5 separate regions of the Mus musculus genome follow, and regions 2, 3, 4 and 5 are each linked to region 1. A link is a loop called in an ENCODE intact Hi-C map of the cell type or tissue named here. Cell type or tissue: left cerebral cortex. All regions are shown on one strand.

Region 1 (5,000 bases):
TTTTTTCAGAGTCTCGCTATGTAGCCCTGACTAGCCTTTGATAGCCCCGACCCTCACCCTTAGTGCTGGAATTAAAGGTGTGTGCCATCATACTCAGGAATCCTCTTTTTTTTTTAATGGTCTCATACTGCCCAGGCTGGCTTTGGACTAGTTTTGTTTCCTTGGTGGGCCTTGAATCCTTCCTCCTGACTGCCTCCCAAACATGATGGTTACAGGCATGCATCACCATGCCCAGCTGGAGAGCTGGTTTCTGCACTGGAAGGCAGACCGGATGCAGGAGATTTGTATTTGTTGCTGCTGCTGCCACAGCAGGTGAGCCACAAAGACCTGGAGCTCTTGGGTTGACATCCACCTCTTACCTGAAGAAGCCCTAAGAGTTTCAGAGTGGACAGGGAAGCCCCCAAGTTTCTAACCAAAACTTACAAGTTTGCTCTGGTCTCACCAACATCTTCTAGATCAGTCACTGTCATCTCTTGTCCTGACCCAACCTATCTAGCCTTGCTTCCATGTCTTCTTTTTCAGATGGGGGTTTTGCTATGTGGCCCAGACTGGTTTTCAACCTTCTAGGCTCAAGCAATCCTCCTGCCTCAGCTTCTCATCTGCCTTCATTTTTTTTGTATTTTTAATTTAAATTTTATGTATATGTGTGCTTTGGCTGCATATATGTTCATGCACCATGTGTGTGCCTGGTGCTAGCCGAGTCTGTAAGAGGGTATCAGCTCCCCAGAAATGGAGGGACAGACAGTGGTGAGCTGGGACCTATGGAAGAACAACTAGTATTCCTTTTTTTTTTTTTTTCCTCGAGACAGGGTCTCTCTGTATAGCCCTGGCTGTCCTGGAACTCACTTTGTAGACCAAGTTGGCCTCGAACTCAAAAGATCCGCCTGCCTCTGCCTCCCAAGTGCTGGGATTAAAGGCGTGCACCACCACTGCCGGGCACAACTAGTATTCCTAACTGCCAAGCTGTCTGTCCAGCTCTCTGCCTCTGTCCACCTGCCCCACTGCAAGAGCTTCAATGTCCCCTTCACCTACTAAAGTGTATGCTGCTGTTGGCTGTGGTGTAGAAAGCCCTGCCTGATTTGACTCCTATACCCACTCCACTCTTGTTTCCTCTTTCCCATGTTAAAGCTGTACTGGCTTTTCAGTGTCTTTATCTTTTTGGGTCTTCCTAAAAGTTTACCTGTCATTTCTCAGAAAGATGCTGCCTTATCCTTCCTCCACCCATTCAAAATATACTTTCTCCCAGCTAATACTTCCTCTGTAATTATGGTGGATTCATAATATTCTATGTCAGCTTCTTTCATCGCAGCAGTGATTCTAAGTATGTGGCTTTTTAAAAAAGACTTATTTATTTTATGTGAATACACGGTCTCTCTCTCTTCAGACACACCAGAAGAGGGCATCAGATCCCCATTACAAATGGTTGTGAGCCACCATGTGGTTGCTGGGACTTGAACTCAGGACCTCTGGAAGAGCAGTCAGTGCTCTTAACCACTGAACCACCTCTCCAGCCTTAAGTATGTGGCTTTATACAGAGATGAATCTCCAGTGCCTAGGACACAGTGGCTGCTCAGTAAAGGTTACTAAACAAAGAACTCTGCCCAGCTCTGCTGTCCTGAACAAGAGAATGGCCAAAAAAACCACGAGAGCTTTGCTAGGATATTTTTTCTCAGTTGGATTTGAGTCCCTGGATTCTTTAAACTTGCCAGAAAGGCAAGTAAATGTTGATGGATGGAAGCTCAGGTCTGTTAGTCAATCCAATTGCTGTGTCTATAATTGATCCTGTCTATGGTCCAAATTACAGCTCAGACAGAGCTAAGGGGGCTTGCAGCTTTTTGTCCTGAGTGTAGGTACACTTCATCAGATGGATAACCCCCCCCCCCCCCCAGGAAGCCTTCTGGATTAACACCAGGCAACCCTTTCCACAAGCACACCCCTGTCTGGCATTTGATGTGCTTATCTAATAAGCTTCGGGTATATGCATGTGTTCACTTAACGCGTAGGTGTGTACATTTATGTTCGAGTTGTGTAAGTGGGTGCCTGTGCGTGTGAGCCCATATGTGTGTTCCTGCCTATAAGAACGCTCACATCCTCCGTTCTGGATCTCTAGCTGTCACCAGGGTCGCCTTCAGTGGGAGGAAAGCTGAAAGCTCTTGTTTCGACGGGGAGGGGTGGGGTTGTCAGGTTGTGCCTACTCACTGACCCGGGAACCAGCATCCACCCGCTGCAGCCGTCTAGTCCCTGGATCTGGGCGGCCCAAACTCGCGGGGTCCCCAAGGTGACCCGTGGCCCCCAGCCCGGGAAGCGCGCACGCTGGATTCCCGCCCCGCCCGCCTGTCCGTCGCCGCTCACCGTGGGCCGCGACGCACGTGGGCAGCCAGAGCACGAGACAGCACCAGCCCGCGGCGCCACGGCTCATCTCCAGGGCCCGTCCCGCCGCCGCCGCCGCCGCCGTCCCGCCGCGATCCCTCGCCCGACTTTAGCCTGACAGCTGCCACGGCCTCCCTCAGGCCCGCTCTCCGCGCCGGTTGGAGCACAGAACGGAGGCCAGCGGCTGATTGGCCGCCACGCCTGTTCGTGTGGCCGCACTTTCCTCCTCTGCGCCCTAGGCCACTTCCTATTGGCCAGGAGAAGTGGAACCGGGCGCTGATTGGCCAAAACTCTTAATAGCAACTGCAGTTCGCGGCCCCGCCCCCGCACTCCTCCTTATAGACGCGCCTCCCGGAACCTGCGGTGGGCGGCTCGCGGGGTTGCGCGGGATCCACGGCTCTCCTCCCCAGGCAGAGACGGGCCTCGCGCGAAGGGGCAGGCGGCACGGCGCCGCCTCGGCCGATAAGGGGCGCTACAGAGCTAGAAGCCGACCCGAGCAAATTTCCTGCGCCCGAGCGGGCCGCGCACCTGTGACCCGGGACACTGTTCCCAACTTCCCAAGCTACCTGTGAAACTCACGGAGCTCCCTCGCCACGGAGCTGAGCAGGTGCAGTGAGATCACTCACCTAAGGTGCTTCTCCTAGCCGGTGTTCAGTACTGATAGCTCATTGCACGTCTACCATGGCGTCTGGGAGCGCGGGCTGAGGCGGGACCTTACCGCACCTTACAAACCAAAAGCACTGCGAGACTCGATGACCCCCGCCAAAGCTAACGCGAGTTCCTAGAGCGTCCCTGGACCTCCGACTCCTCTAGCCGGCTACCTCGGGAGCTAACCATAGAGTGGCGGAAGTGGTCCGGCCCCTTCCTCTCCCGGGCTAACGTCTCGCCAGAAGCTTCTGGGCATTTCTCCGGCGCGGAGCATTGTGGGCTTGGGTGGGCGGCCCCGAGGCGGACAACTGACGAGTTGCGGGTACCTGAAGCCGCTTCCAAGATGATGGTGAGTGTCTCTCCGCGCATCCGCTGCCATCCACGACCCTGCGGCCCTGGCCCGCCATGCGGAGTGTCTACAGTGGCTCGTTTCCGCTCCCCGGCCGGAGGCGGCCTTGATCCAAAACTGAAGCTGTTGGCGAGAGCCGAATGGGGCTCGCGATGCCGCTGGGCCTGGAAACCATGGATCTCATGGTGCTTGGGACCACAGACCTCTTGTTCAGCCTGTTCCCCGTAATGGAGGCTTGGGTTTTCGGAACCGAGTGTGTGTTGAGCTCTGTACCTCTACCATAAGGCCGGGTTACATCGCCCTGGGAGGTGCGGAAGTGAAGGCGCGAGCTTCTAGGCGCACAGAGGCAGCGTGAGGGTCTTTAGGTTGGGCCAAGTGACGCCCTGCCTGGCATTGTGGTCGTTTACGTTCCCGCATGTGGAAAGACAGAATCCTTCGTTCCTGTTGGAACCTGTTCGTTGGGGGCATTTTTAGTTCTCCCGAATGTACTTGGTGCTGGAAAAGGGCAATTGATGTACACAGTACCAAAGATGGGACGACCTGAGTACTTTAGGCAGGAGAGTCTCTTAAAGGTCTGCCTGTAATCCTCCTGCATCACCCTTTATCCCCGACAGCGTCAGATACCTCCCCTGTTCCCCTGTGATAAACCTGAGTTGTTAGTGAGCAATGTCAACTTCCAAGACAGAATCCTGTGCGTTTGGCATCAGCACACTCGTTAAGTTTTGCTTTTTAGTGTCAATCCTTTGTCTGCCTTTTGCAGCTTCTTCCTATGCGTAGATGCCAGACAGACTTGGAAACCTGTAAGGTCCTCCCTCTGCTACCAAATTACAGCTTCTCCTCCGAAGGAGTCCCTACAGAAGCATGTCCATGCTCCCTGACCCCTAGCGCTTGAAATTGATTTGGTCGGCGAAGACCAGAGCTGAGGCATAAATCCATGAGTCATATGTGCTGCAGTAAAATATGCATCATTGCTGCTGATATGACCAGTGGCCCAGCATTGGCCAAAACAAGTAGCAAACCTTTTATCAAAGGGTCCCAGACCATCACATTTGGGTTTTACCTAAATTGATGATTCTTGTTTCTGCTGCTGTGCTGCATACTTACAGCTTATGAGCTGCTGGTGACTCTTGTTTCCTCCCATCTTGCTGTAGCAGTTCTGGGATTACAGATATATACCACAATGACAGACTTGTAATGAGTTCTGGTGCTTAGGCTTATGCATCTAGCAGCTTTACCCCTGAGCCACTTCCAGGGCCTCCTCCAACTAATTGTTTAATAGATAGTATTGACTTTTGTTTTATTTAGTGTATGTGGGTGTTATGACTACTGTGTGCCTGGTTACTATGTACATGTAATGCCCATGGAGGTGTCAGATCTCTGGAACTAGAGTTACAGATGTGGTGACCCACCTTGTGGATGCTAGGAGTGGAGGGAACCCCAGTTCTGGAAGAGCAGCCAGTGTTGTAAGAGATTCTTCCAGTCAGTCCCTTAAACGATCTAAGGAAAATGGAGAGGAAGATTAAGACGAAACACTAAAGCCTTTTATGGTTCTAAGGGTACTAAGCCCTTGTGAAGGAACAAGAAGAGTGAGGTGGAAAGTAAGGAATGGTTCTAGGCAGTACTATTGCCAAAG
Region 2 (5,000 bases), 50 kb after region 1:
ATGAGGTGAAGAACAAGAAAGCATCTAACACACTACATGCGTAAACACATGAACACACACACATACACCAAACAAGTAAAATAATCTCTGAAGGATGGTCTCTTACTCTTCCTCCTTTCAGACGGGTCCTTATGTAGCCCAGGCTTGTCTCAAACTTACTGTGAAGTCAAGGATGGTCTTGAACTTCTGACCCTTCTGTTTCCATCTCCCAAGTGCTTGGAGAGTACCAGCAATCAAATTGAGCTATATCCCCAGTCCATCTGCTCAGTGGTGAAGCACACCTGCAGCCCTTGTCATCAAGGGTAGCTAAATCTGATCAGCTCTCAGCTTCACCAGCACCAGTTTTTGTCTCTGTTCCTTTTCCACACAAATTGCCATTGAGCCCCATGAGGGTTCACCTACACTGGGAAGCCCTGGGCCCTGTCACATCTTCAAGTCTAGGCTCATGCTGGTCTCCCTTCTTGGGACTTTATTCTCCAACTAGTAAGTTTTGTAGACTCAGCTCAAATGTCACCTTTTCTGTAGAGCCTTTCATTGATACCTTGAGTCCCACCACAGCACAAGTCCTCCCATACACTAAACTCTGACAGACGACAGTTCCCACAAGCTGGGGATCATGGATATACATATAAATTAGATCCATCATCGTTTATACACTACAGGCAGAAACAGTTCAAATGACCATCTTCACATGGTGCACATAAATACACTATTAGAGGAATCCCAAATCATGAATCAATTAAATTTCACGAAGCCAAAATAATTTTCTAAAACGAATTTTTAGAAAAGATTTATTTTTGTTTTAGGTGTGTGAGTGTTTTACCTGCGTGTATGTACATGCACCAAGTGCACTTCTGAGCAGAAGAGGGTATTGAATCCCTCAAGACTGGAGTTTCAAACAGTTTTGAGTCATCATGTGGGAGCTTGGAACCGAATCCAGGTCCTCTGCAAGGTGCTCTCAACTGCTGAGCCATCTCTCCAGTGCCCAACCAAAGCGATTTTCAACACTTACCATCATGTAACTAAATAAACAGATTAACTAAATAAATCCACGAATGGCCTTGTAGAGCATGGTGGCTCCCCAGTCCCTTACTAAGAGGTCAGAACCCACTATGTCTTCTCATTGCCATGGTTTGCTCTAGCTGAGCTCTAAGGCTTCAGGGTCACCTGGTTTATTCTATGTCATGTGCCCAGCACAAGATGTCAAAGTCAAGTGGCCCGATGTCTGTCTAATAATCATTCCTGGTACATCACCATATTCACCACAATGCTCCCAAGGAGGTGGAAGGTTTCAGTGCTGGAATGAGGAAGCTAAGGCTCAGATTGGTCAGATCACTTGCCCGTGGCCAATAAAGACCTGTAACAAATGGCTCCTGCATGAGGACCTCTGAGGAATCAAGCTTTCTAGTGTTGCCCTTATGTGCCTTATGTGCCTCCCACACTGACTCAGAGCTTGGCCAGATGGCTATCAGCAAGCTTCATGCAAGCAGAAGCCACTGAGTAGTTGCACATTAGGATTTGTCATATTAGAACATTTCCCCTTAGGGAGCCTTGCAACCCAGAGACTGGATCCCAGCTGTGTAGGATTGCCTGAGGCTACTGCTGGAAGGAGGCCCTGGGGGGCTGAGAAGGCATCTTGAGAGGCCCTGTATGTGATTCCAAGTGAGATCCCCAGATCCCATAGCCACAGTCATAGGCAACTCATAGACTATGAGAAACAGTGTCGTTGCTAGTGGTTGATACATGCCTGAAGTCCTAGCAACTTGGGAGACAGGAAGACCGAAAGTTTAAGGCCAGTAGTAGATCATGTGCCTAGTATGTACAAGGTCCTGAGTTCAATTCCCAGCACTGAAATAAGCAAGCAAACAAATGCCATCCAAAGTTTCTAAATTCTGTGGGTGTTTGTTATACAGTAGTAAATAAATGAAACCCATGACAAACTGGGATTTGAACACAACACTTCCTGACCAACTCATTTCTATGCTACATTCCTTCTGGCTGAGAGCGGGGTGTCTGTACCAATCCTGAAGTGTTCATAGGATAAAGGTCCCATAGTAGCACTAAGGGAATATTTGTTGACTATACAAAGCATTATCAGAGGAATGTCTAGGGTACTCAGAGGCAAAGGTAATTACTATATTTTGACAACCTTCACTACCTCTTAACCCTCCCTAAAAGCAAGGTACTCCTTAATGTAGGCACAAATGTGTATATGTCACAAATCTCTGTCCCCTGTCCCACCAGTTAAATTCAGATCTGGCAGAAGCTAGCTGAGTTTGTTTTTTGTGTTTTCCCTTTCTGGCTCCCAACTTCCTACCTGACCAACCCACAGTTATCTGCTCTCCCTCCCACTTGGCCTTCGGGGCCCAGGAGCATGTCCCTCCTCCTTCCCGTGTAAAATCCACTTGCCGGAAAGAAGCAGAGAAAGAGAAAATCAGACAACAGAGGGGAGAAGGTTTGGGTGGTGTTAGATGGATTTAGAAGCCCCAACAGAAGCTCTAAACTAGGTGTTTACAGGAGGCCTCCACCAGCAGGTGGAGGCCTTCTGCAGATGAAGAGGCAGCTGGAGGTGTCCACATTATACCCCCATTATGCCCCAGTGGGTGGAGAATAAAGGAATGTCCTGCCTGTCCAACCCCTCTGCCCAATCCTCCAAGAAGCCTGGGCCTGAGCCCTGCAGCTATATAACCCCAAACTGGGTGCCTCCAGAAGAGTCACCCAGCCTGGTAAAAATCCACAGGAGCCATCGCAGCCACTCTTCTGCTTCCTGATCACCCTCCTCACTGCCTTTCTGTTCTAAGCACCCCCTCTCGTGGTCCTGCAAACATGCACACGCCTCCCAAGGTCACACACGCACACAGGCTCCAGCACCTGGATCCCACACCCGGAAAACCATCTGAGCCCCTCACCGCAGGCTAAACCAAAGGGAGGGGGCAGGCCTCACTCTTCTCTCGGCAGACTGTAGGCAGTGTACACAGGCACAGTATCACACACACATGCAAGGCGATGGATGGAGCCCACACCTCCAGAGACACTGTGGGCACAGTCACCCGCAAAGGCACTGGGGTGTGGGGAGGCAAAAACATGTGTGCACATATATGAACGCCTCCAGACGATCACACGTGCACACCGGCACGCACCTACAACCACACAGGTGCCCAGGCAGGCCTACCAAGACCCTCCCCCATTCCATCACCAGCAGGTGGAGAGGGCTGGGGTTTCAGGGCACTCCCCCTTCTCCCTCTCCAAGGTCCAGAGTCCCAGTGGGTTTTTTCTGGAGCCCGCCCCCGCCCCCCCCAACAAGGCTCAGGCAGCGACAGGCGGGAGGGGGGAGGGGAAGCCTGGTCTCAGACCCGTTCTGATTTTAATTCCTTAAATTAACCCCTTGGCTGCCTGGAAGCCTGGCCTGCCCAGAATCCCTCCCAGTTCTAGCGGCCTCACGGCCTCAGGAGGGCAACAGGGAAGAAGGCAGGGGAGGAGGGGGCAGTGGCTGAGGTCTTCCCTGCCTAGCCTCTCCAGGACCAGTCCCGCAGCACGCTCCAGACTTGCCTTTACCTCTTCCAGCCTGTGGCGAGGCCAGGCACCGCGGCCCTGGGCTGGGGGCGCAGAGGCACAGACCCCGCGTGCCCGGTCTAGACGCAGGGCCGCCGCCGGGCCTTAAATCTTGGTCCCCACTGCAGCCTTGGGTGGCCGCCGCCGCCTCCCGGTTGGGGCGGGGGCGGCCGAATCCCCCAGCCCGGTGCAGCGGGAGGGGCTCGCGATGCGATCACGGGCGGGGTACGCAGGGCGGAGGAGGGGGAGATAGGAGGGGGCGCTCGGCCCCGGTGCAGCTAGGAGACAGGGAGGGAGGCGGCCGGGAGGTGGGGCGGAGCCGGCCCCTCCTCCGGGGCGGGCTCTCCAGCAAGAGGGGAGCGGCACTTGCAGCCAGGAGCGGCTGCGCCTGGTCCCCACGTTTTCCGCAGAAGCTGGTGGCTTGGGTGGAGGATGGGCACTACGGGGATGGGGGTGCAACCTTCCCCTCACCAGGCACCACCACCAAGGCATTCCTGTGCTTTGGAGCGTCCAGCTGTGTCTTCTGCTGCCCACCTTTAATCAGGGCCTGTCCACCTTAACCCACCCCTCGGACTTGGCCTGCACCTAATCAGAAGCAGATCTTGGGATGGGTCGTTCTGGAGATCCAAACGAGGCTGGCACAAGCTCTATGACATACACCACAGTTCCTCAGCGTCCTCTTGGGCTTCGAGCCCAAGTGCAGGTCTTGCCCTCAGTGACTTCAGGTCAGACACGTAGTCTTTGGGAAGACTTGGCTGCATTGGGCCACACTGTGTCATGTTCCTGGACCTATTATTGCACTTAGGTCCTTTTCCTACAAATGAAAAGGAGCAGGGACCGTGCATTGGTTTGCTCCAGATAAACCCATCACTTCCATAGGATAGCCCCAGAATTCCTGAACCTGAAGTACCTAGAAGACTCCTCGCCCTTGGCTTCTGGCCTACCTATCTGCTGAGATAGGCACAGCCTGGCTGTCTTGCGCTAGGGAAAGTTCACAGGGCTGAAGGTGAGCTGGGGAAACAAAACAAAACAACAACCCACTGGGGATACCAAGCAAGGCCTGGGCTGAACTAGGCCTTGAATGAGGAAAAGGGAGATGATACTTGGACCACACAGCGGTGCCTCCACTCCACCACCTCTGCTGGACTGCACCCAGGGCCTGCAGCAGAGCAGAAATCCAGCCAGCATAGTTCCAGGACTCCCCTGGAGGCTTTGGGTGGCTTCCACTGGCCCCATCCCACACATGAGAGGGCAGAAGCCCCAGGGACATGTAGTGTGGGGGAAGGAATCTGGAATCTGGGCAGGCGACTTAGGGGGAACCATACATCTAACAAGAACTGGAGAGTGTACAGTGGCCAAGCCAATGAAGCAACCCCTTTTACTTCCTGAATCTCTGAAGCGTTTCCACCTGCAGGAAGCCTTCTTAGATTAAGAAGGGAGATCACTCA
Region 3 (5,000 bases), 140 kb after region 1:
TAGCAATATCATGTAATGGAAGATGACAGTCACCTTATGTAGGTAAGATTCTCTCAGAAATAGTTTGGAGTCACCTAATGGATCAAAGACCCTGTGATATAGGCTGAGACATGAAGTAGATATGAAAAGGGTGAAAGCGATATGCTAAGGTTTGTGTCCAGTTGCAAAAGTGAGGAGTGTTGGGTTATTGTGTTGCTCCTTACATTATGATTATAAATTGTGGCTATGTAATTGTCTGTTTTGAGTCATGCAGCTTCATGCTTCTTGTGATTTCATCCTGTTTCATACAACGTGGTTTAGTTGCACTATGCTGATGTCTTCAAACAGCACTTCGTTCCATTTTTCAAGACTGTGACTTATCTGGGAGGTTCTGCTTTGCCAGGTGTGTGAGCTAGATTGCTTCTTTCCAATGCATTTCCTTTTCAGTTAAAATGAGTAGAGGAAGCTAAGCATGGTGGCTGATGCCTATCGTTCTAGTACTAGAGAAGTTAAGAAAGGATCATCCCAACAGGTTCGAAATCAGCTACAAAGTTCCAAGACAACCTGGGCAACAGAGTGAGATCCTACGGCAAGCAAGCAAGCAAGCAAGCAAGCTGACCAGATTAGTCACTTCTAGTACTTATAACTGGAAAAAACAAAAACAAAAACAAAACAAACAAACAAACAACAACAACAAAAAAAACCCCAAACCTGCTGGAATAGATATGGATACCTGAGAGTGGGTTCCAAACAAAAGGTCTTGAAAATGTGGGCTATCTGGAATTGATCATCATGCTCAGTGAGACTTGGCCTCAGTTACTTTTCTGTTGCTGGGATGAAACATCCTGACAAAGAGCAACTTAAAGGAGGAACGGCTTATTGTGGCTCACAGTCTGAGGGCACAGACCAGCAGGGTGGGAAAGTTCTGGTGTTTAACACAGTGAGTCACATCACACCCACAGCCATGCGCAGAGAGAAAGGAATATACGCATGTTTCTTGATTGTTCTCAGTTCAGTTTTTCTCCTTTTTCTAGTTCTGGACCCTCTGCCTAAGGAGTAAAGGCACAGACAGTGAGCGGGACCTTCCAACACAAGTCAGTTTAAGACAATCAGTCTCTCACAAGCAAGCAGGCACACATGTGTTAATTCCTCTATTCTTGGCTGTGGATGTGGTGTGACCTGCTGTCTCGGTTTTCCAGTTGTGATGGACTGCAAATAGCGCGTGACTGTGAGCTAAAATAAACCCTTTTTGTTAGGTATTTAATCACAGTGACAGAAATGAGAGCAAATGGAAATTTAATGAATACTTAATTTTCCCTTCACTGGTTTATTATATATTTCTTTTATGTTTTCCTAAATTTTCTGGTCCTTTATCATATTTTTTGTATGTATTTATCTGCCCATCTATTTCCCCAATCACACAGATATACACACACTTATATACATATACATTTTTCTATATATGCTACGTATAATCATTTTTTGAAGCTGTTAATGGATTTCTTTAGCCATTGGTGGCAATGATTCATCCTACATGAGGGTTTGCCACCTGGTGTCAACTGAAAGTTACAGTGAGCCTCTCTCCTCCCACACAAACACCTGGAGGTGCCCTTCACTCTTTGCTTGTCTGAGGACCCCTAGTTGCTAGCTGGGAGAGGAAGTCAAGAGTTCTCCAGTAGGCAGACAGCTCTAGGAATCCCAGGGGAAGCCAGGACTCCAGTATTCTATTTGTTATCTCCTGGCCTGTCAGTTCAATCTGTACTCTGTTGCTCTCTCTTGACAGTGTTCGCTGAGCAGCTCCTTAAATGCCAGAGGCTGTTCCAGACACTAGGCACAGTGTTGTGGCTTCTTCTGGGGAGACATGGACAAATGTCTCTCTGTGATGGTTTGAATTAGAAATGATTCGTTTCACAGTTGGTTTAAGAGGTACAGCGTTGCTACTGGAAGCCTGTTGGGCAGGATGGAGGGTCATGTGCTTTTACCTGCTAAGCCATGCTGCCTGCCCTCTTTTAAAGACTTTTTTTTTTTTTTTTTTTTTGTGGCAGTCTGTCTATGTCACCCTGGGTGTCTTGAAACTCCCTATGTAGGCCAGGCTGGCTTTGAACTCAGAGATCTACCTGCCTTTTCGTCTCAAGTGCTGAGAATAAAGGCGTGTACTACCTGATCCAGCTACCTTTATACTATTGTGTGTGCACTCAGTAAAGACAATTTAGGGGAGTTAGTTCTTGCCTTCCACTTTTATGTGAGTTCTGGGAATCAAACTCCAGTTTGTGGTGTAGATGCCTTACTGGTGGAGCCATCTCTTCAGCCCTGAGGGTGTGTGTGTGTGGTTTCTTTCTTTTCGTTTTTTAAAAAAAAGATTTATTTATTTTATTATTTATTTATTTATTAATATTTCTGGGTTTTTTTTCAAGACAGGGTTTCTTTGTGTAGCTCTGGCTGTCTTAGAACTCAGAAATTCGCCTGCCTCTGCCTCCCAAGTGCTGGGATTAAAGGCGTGCGCCACCACCTTCTTTTATTTTATGCATGAGTACACTCCCATTGCTCTCTTCAGAGACACCAGAAGAGGGCACCAGACTCCATTACAGATGGTTGTGAGCCACCATGTGGTTGCTGGGAATTGAACTCAGGAATTGAATCCGTGAGCCATCTCTCCAGGCCGGGGTTGGTTTCTTAACCTCGTTTTATAGGCGCTTCTCACACAGTTGCTTGTGGTTTAGTCAGATCCCAACTATCTCTCCTCTCTTCCCTCTCTCTCTCTCTCTCTCTCTCTCTCTCTCTCTCTCTCTCTCTCCCTCTCTCTCTTAACTATTCACTCATCCCATTAGATTCACTACTGCTAGGTAGACTGGCACTAACCTTAAAATTTGTAACTTGCGAACGTGACTATTATTGGTTTATTCTAGGGCAAGAGATAAAAAATCATGGGTGACTTTGTGCAGGACCCCTAGCGTCCCCAAAGCCCGGACTAGGTTTATTGTGAGCATACGGTACTGTGAGCGAGGTCTAGTGACGCTCTTCTGCGGCTTTCCCGCGCTCCCCGCGGGGCGTCCCTAGCAACGCGCGGGCTGGTTCTCAGCTCCGCCCCGCGTGAGGCAGTGAGGGCAGGTGCGCCTGCGCGCAGCCGCAACCGCCAGTCAACTCGCTTCCCCTCCCTTCCTCGCCCCTCCCCCTCTCCTCCTCTTCCAAAGGCGCCTGGAGCGCGAGGCCAACATGGAGCCTGAGGACCTGCCGTGGCCTGACGAGCTGGAGGAGGAGGAGGAAGAAGAGGAGGAGGAGGGCGAGGAAGAGGAGGGGAAGAAAGAGGTGGAGAACGCCTCGGCGGCGGCGACCGAGGAGGCCCTGACCTCTGAGGAGAGTGGGAGACTGGAAGAGTTCGAAGAGGCGGGGCCCGACTTGGATTTTAACTACGAGTCCCAGCGGCAGGAGAGCTCGGACGAAGAGGAGGACGAGCTGGCTAAAGCCTGGCTGCAGGCTCACCCCGACCGTCCTGGCAGTGCTTTCTCTCTGCCCCCTCCCACGCCTCCGCCTCCGCCTCCGCCTCTGTCCCCGCGGCTCCGGTACACCCCAGTGGAGCATCTGGGCAAGACTGAGGTGAGAAGCGGCTCTGTAGCCCGGAGCTGGGCTGTGGGGAGGAGCGGGGCTGAGGCCAAGCGACTGTAGAGATGCTTGAGCTACTGAACTGGGTCCAGGATATCGGGACCTACGCGCTGCGGGTCGCCTTGCTTATGGACTGTACACCTTGCTTGTGGGGCTGGCAGGTTCTTTGTAGTCTTAGGTTCTTCCTGACATTGACAGCTCCGTGTTTCCTGCGCCTCTCAGTGGATCCGTTTTTTTTTTTTTTTCGTTTTGTTTTGTTTGTTTGTTTTTGTTTTTAAAGTAGGGCAGATAAGACAGATGGCGCTGGGAGCCGGTACTCCCAGAGCGAGCAGTTAGAAAGGCTTCTTTGGCAGGAGGTGGGAGCTGGGGAGGGAGTCTAGGGAATAGCTAACTGGTGGAGAGACGTTTAGCATTTAACACCTTAGTTTTATTGAAGTGCAAGAAACATCCCCCCCTCACCCCCCCCCCCCCACTAGGAATTATTGTTGGTTAAGTATTCTGCGTGAGCTTTTGTGTGTCTTCCCGCCCATTGTGTGTCTTTGCACTTGTAGCAATTAATAGGTTCCTAGCCAGTGGCAGGAACTTGGAATGAAAGAAAGCTTGTGAGGCAGCTCTGGTCTGGAAAATTAGAAAGCACCAAGTTAGGACCAAATAGAGGAAGAGCCAAGTTTACAGAGGTCCTACCAAGATCATTTTGAAACTAACCGTGCTATTAATGCTTTTTAACTATCAGGAACTGCGTTGTTGGTCAGTATGGTCACGTGTGGTTCTTTACATACGAATTAGTTTTAAGTAACACTAGAAAGGCTGGTGGTGTATTTAAGTGGTAGAGAGGTCTTGCCTAGTGTGTGCAAGGACTTGAGTTTTCAAGCCCTAGTATTGGGGAAGGGGAATGAATAAAATTAGGAATTCAGTGATCCTGTACACTTCTCAAGTGCTTAATAGACCTGCTTAGTGGCTGTCACGTTGGACAAAGCAATTGCAGAACAATTTCATTATCACAGTGATAGTATGGACTGTGATTGTCAAAAAGCAATACATGATGTTTGCTTGCTAGGTGGTATTAAATTCATTCAGCTTATACTTTAAGTGTTTACCTTGTACTTGATACTAAGGAAATCATGGTGAACTAAACTGCTGCCTTCCTAGTGTTCCCATTCTAAAGAGGGAGGCAGATAAAATTCACATGATCTCATAAGTAAAACTGCTATATACAAAAATGCATGCATAAAAAAAATGAATGCATGAAATAGGTAACCTGGACTTGTCAGTGAGGTTGGGGAGTTACCTTGAAGACTGCAAGGCTAGTAAACAAGGGGTTAAACAAAGCATAGATAAAACAAGGCACTGTTGGTTAGCAAGAGTGTGACTTTTTCACATTTTACATTTGTTTTTTATTTTTTATTTTATAGGGTTAGGAT
Region 4 (5,000 bases), 59 kb after region 1:
GAAATCAGAGAAGGGAGGGAGAGGACCACAGTGATGGAACCCAGCAGAAGCTGGCAAGGGCGTTCTGGTTCAGAGACTAGCCGCTGATGACGGCCTGCCTATATGACCTCCTTTTGTTCCAGTGGTGTGGTTTGGTGCTGCTTAAGCTATGGGCCTTTTCTGTCCTGGGGATCCAAAGCTGCAGGGTCTTCATGACACAGAAGCCAGAGACATCAAACCAGGATGATGACTCATTGCAGTGAACATTTGCAAGAGATTACAGAGGGACACACTGTGGGACACACTACAGCTTCCACGATGAGATTTTTCTATGCTTTGTTTTTTTGTTTGTTTGTTTGTTTTTTGTTGTGTGTTTTTTATTTTTTAGGGGGGTGGTTGCAAAGGCAGAGAGTGGATACAAGGGGATGGGGAGATGAGTGGGACTGGGCTGCATGACTCACAAAGAATCAATAAAACCTGAAGAAAAAGAAGAAAAGCTGGGCCTCCATGCTCTGCCTTGCCTACTCTGTATAGAAATGAAGTCTGAGGTCATGCCTATGAGTGTGTATGTCTGAAGGTATAGTCAGAAAGATAATGTGGCTCACCTTTTAGCTCAGGTCTCCTGAATCTACCACTTACCTCTCAGTGTCTGGCAGTCAATCCATCACTTGGGCTCCAAAGGGTTAAATATTGCCCTCTGCAGGCCATACTTCTGAAATAGCATTTCTTTTGGAAGAGACAGCATCAATTTGTCAAAATTGGTTTATTAGACATAAGTCCTCAGTCCTGAGAGGGCACTTAATACCTAGGGAGAGAATGACTTAATATCTAAGGCTACAAGTCTCAGTCATTTTGTCTCTGGTCAGCTGTTGGGGTTGCATTTGGGTGACAAAACCTTTCCTGAGGAGACGAAACAGATTCATGTATTCATCCCTGGTAGCGAACCCATGACAGACTAAAGTACAGATACCACCAAAGTCCAAGCTGGTGAACCAGTGAGTTTTATTGACATTACTTACAGGAGCAGGCATGACTCAAAGACAGCTGTATCACCAAGGCCCACTGCAGCATGCATGACACAGCTTGTAAAAGCTGGGAAAACGTGGCACTGCACACAGCCTGCTGGCAGCTCAGCAGGCTGGAGAGTGTCTTTTCCAGGCACTTCATCTGCTCTAAACCTCGTCCAGGCAGCTTGGCTGATCTCAGGCACCTGATCCAGTCTCTGAGTCCTCTTGGTTGCTCACCTAGTTGGGGTCTTTGCAACTGGGCTCGGCTTACTCTGGAAGAAAGGGAAGGGCCTAGTGCATCTGTTTAGTTTTGGGGTGGCTTTGTTGTTGTTCACCTCCTTGCTTAAGGTGCTCCCCTGCAGGGGACAACGTTTTTAATCACAGGTTACTGGAGGGCAAGCATATGGGGGAGGGGTGCTGAGAAAGCAGGAGCACCAATCCAGGCATCTGTGTGAGGTCTTTCCTGGTTCAAGAGGAGCTGGGGGCAGGAGAGAGATCAGTTGGTAAAGTGCTTGCCTTGGCAGCACGACTTAAATTCCAGCCCCAGAACCTATGCTAAAAAAGAAAATCTGGGCAGATTATAATACCTGAGCTGGGGAGTCAGAAACAGGGGATCCCTGGCCTTCACTGACAGGACAGTCAGCCAGGTCCAGTGAGAGATAGACCTTATCTCAAAAACCAAGACAGAGTATTTCTCTCTTGGTGTATTCTCTACTCTGGGGATGTTTTCCCTTTTCCTTTAAGAAAGCTACATTTCTTCAGCAAAACAAAATAACTAAGCAAGATAGATGATCAATGGGTAAGCTCATGTGCTGTGCTAGCAGGAGGGTCTGAATTTTAATAACCGGTACACACTGTAAAAGCTGAGCATGGCCACTAATAACTTGTAGGTGCATGTAACCCAGGGTTGAGGGGTGGAGGAGACAGGGGTATCTAGGAGATTTACAGGCTGCCTACTCTAGCCAAACACCCCCCCCCCAAACCTTCAGCTTCTGAGGGACCGTATCAGAAAAAATAAAAGAGACAGAGAGAGAGAGAGAGAGAGAGAGAGAGAGAGAGAGAGAGAGAGACACTACAGTGCAAGAGGGTTGGGGAAGATGGCCTGGTGGTTAAGCGCACTTATTACTCTTGCAGGGGACTGAGGTTTGATTCCCATAACCCATACAGTGTGCCGTAGCCATCTGAAACTCCAGTTCCAGAGGATCGGACACTCTCTTCTGACTTCTGTAGGCACCAAATACACATGCATACATTCAGGCAAAACATTTATGCATCCAAAATAATAAAACAAACAAAAAAGTATATGTGAGGTGTGACAGAGGTCATCTGACATCCTCCTCTGCAAAGGTATGCACTTGCAAAGGCACATGCACATACATGTACACACATGCAGAGATAGGAACAACCAAAACCCCTAGTAGATGGCTCCTGAAGAACGTTACATAAAGTTGACCTCTAAATATTCTCTCTCCCTGCCTCCGTCCCTCTCTTCAGCTGAGTTGACCCACCCTTGCTTTAGCATAGAGCTGTCATTCAGGAGGTGCAACTGTAGGCCTTTTATACAGCCCAAGGTAGAAAAGACTTTGAGGAGCAAATCAAGAGAATAAAGAGGATGTCCCACCTTCCCTATTACAGGATCATGGTTTTCTGTGCCTGCCTGCACCCCCAAACCATAAACGGTTAACCTGGAAGTAAAGTTTTGGCAAGGGTTTTGACTGTGCCGTGAGTTCGGCTGTTTAATAAAAGGACTGTCATCTGGAGAGGGAGGGCCCTTCCAGGAGCCTCTGGCTTGTTCCTCACAGCCTCGGGTCTGGCCTAGATAAACCCAGAGACCCTTTTGGTCTTTACAGCAGTGATTCTTGAACAGATGTATCTGTGGTAGCAAATGCTAACAGAGTAGTCACATTTCACTAAAATGCATCGGCCTCTACTGCCCAGGGCGCCCTCTAGTGCCAAATCTTTCCTGTTTGAAAGGAAGCCTTTTCCAAAGGCTCATCCTCCCTTCCATTTGGGGCTGGAAAGCAAGCTCCTGAGTTAGGGATAACCGACCCTGGTTGTTTCCAGTTGGATTACACAGTAATCGACTTGCACTGACTGCCTCCTGCTCTGAGATTGGTACTAGAGACTGAGGCCTAGAGGATATCATGACGTTACTACCTTTGCCTTCCACTTTTGGTTCCAGAAACACTGCTAATCCTTAAGTCAGCAGTGAAGAAGTACATCAGTTCATTCTCTTATATTTATTAAATGCCTAATGTGAATCACAGTGTCTTGTAGGAGTGTTTGTCAGTAATGTCGGAGGCCTGAATCTCACCATGTGGGTATTTCCTGTCTCCTGGCATATACTGTCCTGGGAGTGAAGTTAAAGAGATCACTGTTAGGAGTTTTTACAAGGCAGATTCGGTAAGCTTTTAGCACAATAATTTTAATTGCAAAAATAAACAGTTTTGTCAAATGCTTGAGAGTAGCGTCTGCTTTACAAAAAATGAACAACAAAAAGGAAATAACCCCAAAGCAAAAACATCACATCCAAAGACTTGCTGTACAAAGTTCTTAAGAGACCGGCTCGGTACATCCCCAGCTTGTCTCTGGGGAGGGATAAAGAGGAAGGCGTGGGGCGTACGCCAGTTACAAAAACACTTTCTTCAGTCCCAAGGAAGTGCCTGTTCTGTGGGTGGACCGAGAGGACTGTCCCCAGAGAGGCTGGCTGGAGGAAGGCGGCTCCCGAACAGCGGGCGCTGTCCGCGGAACCCGTGCTGAAGGGCGTGAGCGGCGGGCGCTTCGGGGGAAACTGGAGCTGGACTGCGGGTGGCCCCGGACGTGCGTGGAAGAGGCAGGGAGGGCAGCGGGGAACGAGGGACCGGCCGGACCGTGCCGCGTGCGCCGAGCACCCGGCGCCCCCGACCTACGGGGCCAGCTCCGGTTACAGCGCGGCGAAGGAGAGGCCCAGCGAGTAGAAGCCCAGGCCCTTGAGGCGCTCCTCCGCGCGCGCCTTCTGCTTTAGGTGCACCTTGCTGTGCCGTTTCTTCTCGTCACTGCGCGCGAAGCGGCGGCCACACACGTCGCAGGCGAAGGGCTTCTCGCCCGTGTGGGTGCGCACGTGCGTGGTGAGGTGGTCGCTGCGGCTGAAGTTGCGCAGGCAGATGCGGCACTGGAAGGGCTTGTGGCCCGTGTGGATGCGCAGGTGGCGGTTGAGCTCGTCGGAGCGCGCGAAGCTCCGCACGCAGCTCTCCACCGGGCAGGCGAAGGCCTTGACGTGCGGCCGCGGGCAGAAGCAGCGCGCGCTGCACTTGCCGCCCCGGCGTCCCTTGCGTCGGGCTTTGGCCGCGGGGAAGGATGCGGCGGGGGATGAGGGCGCGGCCACGCCGCTGCCCCCCGGGAGATCGGCCACCAGGGGTTTGGAGAAGTCCGCCGTGGCGGCACCGCGCAGGCCTAGAGGGGACAGCTGCGCCGGAGGGGCGGCCAGGAACTCTCCGCCTTCGCCGCCGCTCCCTCCCTCCCCGCCGGGAGGGGTCAGCAGCGCCGGGAGGCCCTCGGTCCCCTCCCCTAAGTCACCTGGGGCCAACGAGAAGGTGTCGTAGGCCCCTGCCTGGTAGAGTCTGGCGGCCGGGCCGGGCAGCTCGGCGGGGCAGCTGATGGACAGCAGGTCCTCGACCTTGGTCCCTACTGCAGAGAAGCGGGCCTCCGGGGTGGTCTGGAAGCTCCCCTGCGACCCACAGTTCCCCGGGACCCCGGCCGACAGCAGCTCCCAGGGGGCATAGGGCCCTTTGAAGGCTGAAGCAGCAGCGTCCAGCGCTGGCGAAGCGGGAGGCGCCCGCAGCCCTGGCTTGACGTCGGGCGGGGAGAGCTGGGGCTCGAACAGGCACTGCGAGGGAGCGCCCGCCGAAGGCGCTGCCTCCCAAAACGCCTCCGGAAAGGCGGCCGAACTCAGATCTGGGGAGTAGAGGTCCGGCAGCAAGGCATCGGGGCCCGCGGGGAAAGGGACATCCAGGGGGGACCGAGACGCTGCCGCCT
Region 5 (5,000 bases), 460 kb after region 1:
TTTCTCCAAATCAGAACTGTTCATGTTACTAATTTTTCCTAGGCGGGCGTGTGTTCATGTGCTGCTAACTCTCAATTCTCTTTAAGCAATGATAATTCAACATGCTCTAACAGGGCACACTCTGAGCAATGCTTCCTAATGATTAAAAGGCATTGCCTATTAGGATTTTAAAACATAAGTAGATAATTAGATTTAAAAGCATCTACAGACAACTGCTTATTTGTAATTTATAGAATTCTCATTACTATCGTGTGTGCCATGGCTTGAGTGGAGGTCAGAAGGCAAGCTCTCGCAGTTGGTTCTCGCCTTCCTCCTCAGGTGGGTTCCCGGGATTCATTCAGGTCTCAGGCTTGCTGGGCTACCTTGATGGACTGCATACTTTAACACTAGCTTTCCTTAAATATTCACTCATTAGTTCTGTTTTGTGTTCTCCTTTAAGAATTATATGGCTGGAGAAGCTAGAGAAAGCACCCAAGGAGCTGAAGGGGTCTGCAACCCTATAGATGGAACAACAATATGAACTAACCAGTACCCCCCAGAGCTTGTGTCTCTAGCTGCATATGTAGCAGAAGATGGCCTAGTTGGCCATCACTGGGAAGAGAGGCCCCTTGGTATTACAAACTTTATATGCCCCAATACAGGGGAACACCAGGGCCAAGAAGTGGGAGTGGGTGGGTAGGGGAGCAGGGCAGGGGGAGGGTATAGGGGACTTTCGGGATAGCATTTGAAATCTATATAAAGAAAATATCTAATAAATAAAAAATAATAAATAAATAAATAAGAGTTATATGGCTATTGCCTGCAGACATTCTGCAGAAATACAGCCTCTAATGGACATCCCCATTAGTGATTTAATGGAGATGCAAGGACGTCACCAACAGGATAAACAAAATGTAAAAAAAAAAAAATAGACAAGGTAGGCTCTAGGGTTTATTGGCATTAATTCCTTGACATGTGTCACTCATTCACGCCTTCAACACAGAATCAGATCGGTTGGGACAGATCCCATCACAGGGCTGAGAGATAAAATTAAACCACCACAACCAAACAATAGTATCTTCAGAGATGTGGAAAGGAGTCAGAATTAGAACCAAGTCACACTGCTTGTGTGAAATTCCAGCACTGGGGAAGCTGAAACAGAAAGGCTATAAGTGCAGGGCAGTCTAGCCCTGGTGAGTGAGACTGGACTCACTGTGGTGGACTTTCCAAAAGGAAAGCTGAGAAGTTACAGAGAAATGGTTTTATATGTGGCTACCTGACACTGTCTTCTAACTTTGGTTCAGACCTTTATTGTCTATATCTGTTTCAGAACAAAGCATATTTCAGAAATTCTCACTCCAAGACACAGCTGCTCCTGCTACATATGGTATGTTCTGATGTACATCTTTTTGTGCCAGAGAATTCTCTTACAAGAAAAGAAGTCATTCCGACAACCAACCAGGTGCACGGTGTCAGGATGTCATCTTTCATATGACACAGATCTCAGAGTTGCTACTGATAGTGAAGAATGATTGGGGACAGATAGGGACACTTTCATATTCTGGATTATGAAGACACACTTGTACTTCACACTGAGGAAAGGAAACGAAACGGACACCCTCTCATTTGTTTTGAATTAACCTCCCAGGTATCTCTGTAGGGGTGTAAGGTCGATTATCAGTAGAAATTAATTAGATTCTGAGTTCCAATGTGCCTGTGTCCAAACACCTGCAGACGAGGAGAAAGCCAAGAAAGTAAGAAGCAAACATCATATGAGAAGTGTCCTCATGTTGACCATCTGGCCAGAGAGGCAAAACAAAACGGAGCTCCAGGATTATTGGCTGTCTTTGCCTATGGCCCTATCTCCTCCTTATATATTCTGCTGGGTGAAGATGGCAGGGAATGCATGTCTGTAGGGTAATTAACCTACTATTTCAGACTGCAGGTTCTCTCTGGATAAACTAATTTTAAGATTCAAGCTCTTTATTCATTGGGTTCTCTTGACAGGTAGCAAGGACTAAAATCCGGACTCACTATCTTGGTGGCCACCCTTCCCCGTGAGCAGTACCCTGGTCTTGTATAATTCCCTGAGGCGGATGGCTTCTGGGGACTTGATCCCAGCGTCGCGTCCTCTGGTCTGCTCAAGAAATTTGCCTCTTTCCTCTGTCACAGCTGTGAAAGTCCACTTGTCTCTAGATCTCCAAGCACCGGAAGCGCTCCTTCAATGTAAGCCACAACCACGCCAGATCCCCGTTTCCACCCAAGAGCATACTCGGTAAACTGAGTCTGGAAAGCTCTGATAAATTGTGACTCCCATCCTGGTGAATATTTTTCTTTTTCACAGGAAAAGAGTGTTCAACACAGGCTAAGAACAGGGCTGACAACACCATACCTCAGCTTCTAGGCCCGACCAGTGGGGGCTTTTCCACCTCCGAAGCCGGGACAAATTAGAGTTAGTTCTCCTTGTCCTCCGCCAGCAGCTTCTAGCGGTACTAGGAGTCCGCTCCACTTCCATTTTAGAGCCAGGAGCACGCCCACCGGAAACTGGGCGCCTCGGCGCCCGCCCACCTATCAAACATTAAGCACTTCCGGAAGTAGAGAGCTAAGTTTCCTAGGGGACGATCTTCTGATGCGGGCGTAGGATGCAGGGTGAGTTCCGCCCTGTTGCTCTTTCCCTGCGGACAGTTTTGCGGGCGAAGTACGCGTGCCTTTGCCCGTGTTTGTCGCGAGCCCCGGTGGAGAGCGACATGGTCTCAGGAGCGCGGCTCGGGACGGAAGGCCGCTCGGCTGCGCGCGCCGGGGCGCCCCCTGCAGGCGATGCCCGAGGCTGAGGCTGGAGGAGCCGCGTGCGGACCGCACAGCCACAGCCAGGCCCAGCGCTGGGAGGGAGGCGCGGCGGAGAGCGGAGTCGCCTCCACCCCAGGCTTTACCCGGGCCAGCGAGCGGCCTTGGCAGGAGGGACCCAGGCAAGAAGCCCTGAGGGTAGTAGGGACGCCCTGTTGGAAAGCCTGACCAGCCTAAGCCGAGGGCAGGCCATGCCATCCGGGTTGGAGAGGAGTCAGGCAGGGTCCAGACTACATGCTGGTCCCAGTGACATAGTTAGTGCTTTAGCTTCAGCCTGACTTCCTCCTGAAGGACCCCGTGACCATTGGGATAGGCTAGAATTGCATTACTGGTGACAGGGCCCGGATGAGGACGCTGTTAAGGTGTTATTGATAAGAGGTGATGGCAGTGCTTGTGACAAGGATGAGTCAGGAGAGATGTGGATATAGAGTCAGAACGTGGACACTGGACGTGAGAAGCCTTAGACCACCTCCTGTTGCTAATACCACAGTACCTCATGGTGGGTGAGGTGTTTTGTTGTGTTTTCCTAGACAGGGTTTCTCTGTGTAGCCCTGGATGTCCTGAACTCATACTGTAGACCAGGCTGGCCTTAAACTCAGAGATCTGCCAGCGTCTGCCTCAAGCCAGGGAGCAGGTTAGGAGGCTAGGCAAACTTCATTTGTAATAGAATCGCTTTGGAGATAGAAGCCTTTATTTGATAATCATATAACTGGATTAACAAAATTTTGACCTGGGCAGCGGTGGCACACACCTTTAATCCCAGCACTTGGAAGGCAGAGCAAAACAAAACCCAAAAAACAAAATTTTGAGTTCAAAGGCCCCAATTGCCCCTGAGGTAAACTATTAACTTTATAGTGATATGAGCGGATTAATTATTTTTTATTTTTATCTCTTAGTACAAAGTCCTAGCCACCTTCTTAATTCCATACTTGGCCTCACCGTTTAATATCACACATCGGGAACTAAATGTCAACATGACTCTTTTTTTTTTTTTTTTTCAAAGAAAAAAATCACATGATCATTTTATTTGATGCTGAGAAAACATTTGACATAGTTCTTTTTTTTGTTTTTTTTTTATTAGATTTTTTTATATACATTTCAAATGCTATCCTGAAAGTTCCCTATACCCTCCCTCCGCCCTGCTCCCCTACCCACCCACTCCCGCTTCTTGGCCCTGGCATTCCCCTGTGATGGCTGACTAGGCCATCTTCTGCTACATATGCAGCTAGAGATATGAGCTCTGGCGGTACGGGTTAGTTCATATTGTTGTTCCACCTATAGGGTTGCAGACCCCTTCAGCTCCTTGAGTGCTTTCTCTAGCTTCTCCATTGGGAGCCCTGTGTTCCATCTTATAGATGACTGAGCATCCACTTCTGTATTTAACAGGCACTGGCATAGCCACATATGAGACATCTATAACAGGGTCCCTTCAGCAAAATCTTTCTGGCATATGCAATAGGGTCTGGGTTTGGTGGCTGATTATGGGATGGATCTCTGGGTGGGGTAGTCTCTGGATAGTCCATCTTTCCTCTTAGCTCCAAACTTTGTCTCTGTAACTCCTTTCATGGGTATTTTGTTCCCTATTCTAAGGAGGAATGAAATATCCACCCATTGGTCTTCCCTCTTCTTGATTTTCTTGTGTTTTGCAAATTGTATCTTGGGTGTTCTATGTTTCTGGGCTAATATCCACTTATCAGTGAGTACATATCATGTGAGTTCTTTTGTGATTGGGTTACCTCACTAAGGATGATATCCTCCAGATACATCCATTTGTCCAAAACTTTCATAAATCCATTGTTTTTAATAGCTGAGTAGTACTCCATTGTGTAAATGTACCACATTTTCTGTATCCATTTTTCTGTTGAGGGACATCTGGGTTCTTTCCAGCTTCTGGCTATTATAAATAAGGCTGCTATGAACATAGTGGAGCATGTGTTCTTATTACCAGTTGGAACTTCTGTGTATATGCCCAGGAGAGGTATTTTTGGATCTTCTGGTAGTATTATGTCCAACTTTCTGAGGAACCTCCAGACTGACTTCCAGAGTGGTTGTACAAGCTTGCAATCCCACCAACAATGGAGGAGTGTTCCTCTTTCTCCACATCCTCGCCAGCATCTGCTGTCTCCTGAATTTTTGATCTTAGCCATTCTGACTGGTGTGAGGTGGAATCTCAGGGT

What was found. Peaks named below come from ENCODE experiments on the same cell type or tissue, not always from the same donor. Only the 100,000 strongest peaks of a DNase experiment are listed, where the experiment ranks them.
Region 2: a loop joins it to region 1, with 6 times the contacts of the local background. A loop is called at or near these places in 5 of 42 quality-filtered maps.
Region 3: it touches region 1 in a loop (2.9-fold over the local background); 5 of 42 quality-filtered maps call a loop at or near these places.
Region 4: a loop joins it to region 1, with 3 times the contacts of the local background. A loop is called at or near these places in 5 of 42 quality-filtered maps.
Region 5: it touches region 1 in a loop (4-fold over the local background); 9 of 42 quality-filtered maps call a loop at or near these places.

The regions. Positions count from the first base shown.
Region 1 is chr6:85,448,761-85,453,760 of GRCm38, forward strand. It overlaps Pradc1 (protease-associated domain containing 1), which reads right to left and starts at 2,542. Exons shown (of 5, transcript NM_001163427.1): 1 at 2,353-2,542. The coding sequence starts at 2,419. It overlaps Cct7 (chaperonin containing Tcp1, subunit 7 (eta)), which reads left to right and starts at 2,745. Exons shown (of 12, transcript NM_007638.4): 1 at 2,745-3,367. The coding sequence starts at 3,362. In left cerebral cortex, CTCF peaks have their summits at 1,386 (motif pointing right) and 2,837; DNase peaks (open chromatin) are centred at 2,078, 2,662, 3,223 and 4,159; H3K4me3 peaks cover 3,153 bases; H3K27ac peaks cover 2,620 bases.
Region 2 is chr6:85,499,154-85,504,153 of GRCm38, forward strand. Fbxo41 (F-box protein 41) reads right to left here and starts at 3,841. Exons shown (of 13, transcript NM_001289675.1): 1 at 3,556-3,841. In left cerebral cortex, a CTCF peak has its summit at 2,517 (motif pointing right); DNase peaks (open chromatin) are centred at 2,595, 3,046, 3,288 and 3,896; H3K4me3 peaks cover 2,242 bases; H3K27ac peaks cover 2,508 bases.
Region 3 is chr6:85,584,454-85,589,453 of GRCm38, forward strand. It overlaps Alms1 (ALMS1, centrosome and basal body associated), which reads left to right and starts at 3,078. Exons shown (of 23, transcript NM_145223.2): 1 at 3,078-3,573. The coding sequence starts at 3,193. In left cerebral cortex, a CTCF peak has its summit at 2,545 (motif pointing right); DNase peaks (open chromatin) are centred at 2,521, 3,115 and 3,878; H3K4me3 peaks cover 1,599 bases; H3K27ac peaks cover 659 bases.
Region 4 is chr6:85,507,731-85,512,730 of GRCm38, forward strand. Egr4 (early growth response 4) reads right to left here. Exons shown (of 2, transcript NM_020596.3): 2 at 3,391-5,000. The coding sequence ends at 3,910. Among named protein-coding and RNA genes, the nearest start is that of Egr4, 3.4 kb to the right of the region's middle. In left cerebral cortex, a CTCF peak has its summit at 2,938 (motif pointing left); DNase peaks (open chromatin) are centred at 1,081, 2,327, 2,947, 3,659 and 2 more places; H3K4me3 peaks cover 1,562 bases; H3K27ac peaks cover 1,139 bases.
Region 5 is chr6:85,913,163-85,918,162 of GRCm38, forward strand. Nat8f1 (N-acetyltransferase 8 (GCN5-related) family member 1) reads right to left here and starts at 2,470. Exons shown (of 2, transcript NM_023160.3): 1 at 2,372-2,470. It overlaps Tprkb (Tp53rk binding protein), which reads left to right and starts at 2,557. Exons shown (of 6, transcript NM_176842.3): 1 at 2,557-2,628. In left cerebral cortex, CTCF peaks have their summits at 2,763 (motif pointing left) and 2,971; a DNase peak (open chromatin) is centred at 2,579; H3K4me3 peaks cover 2,040 bases; H3K27ac peaks cover 2,147 bases.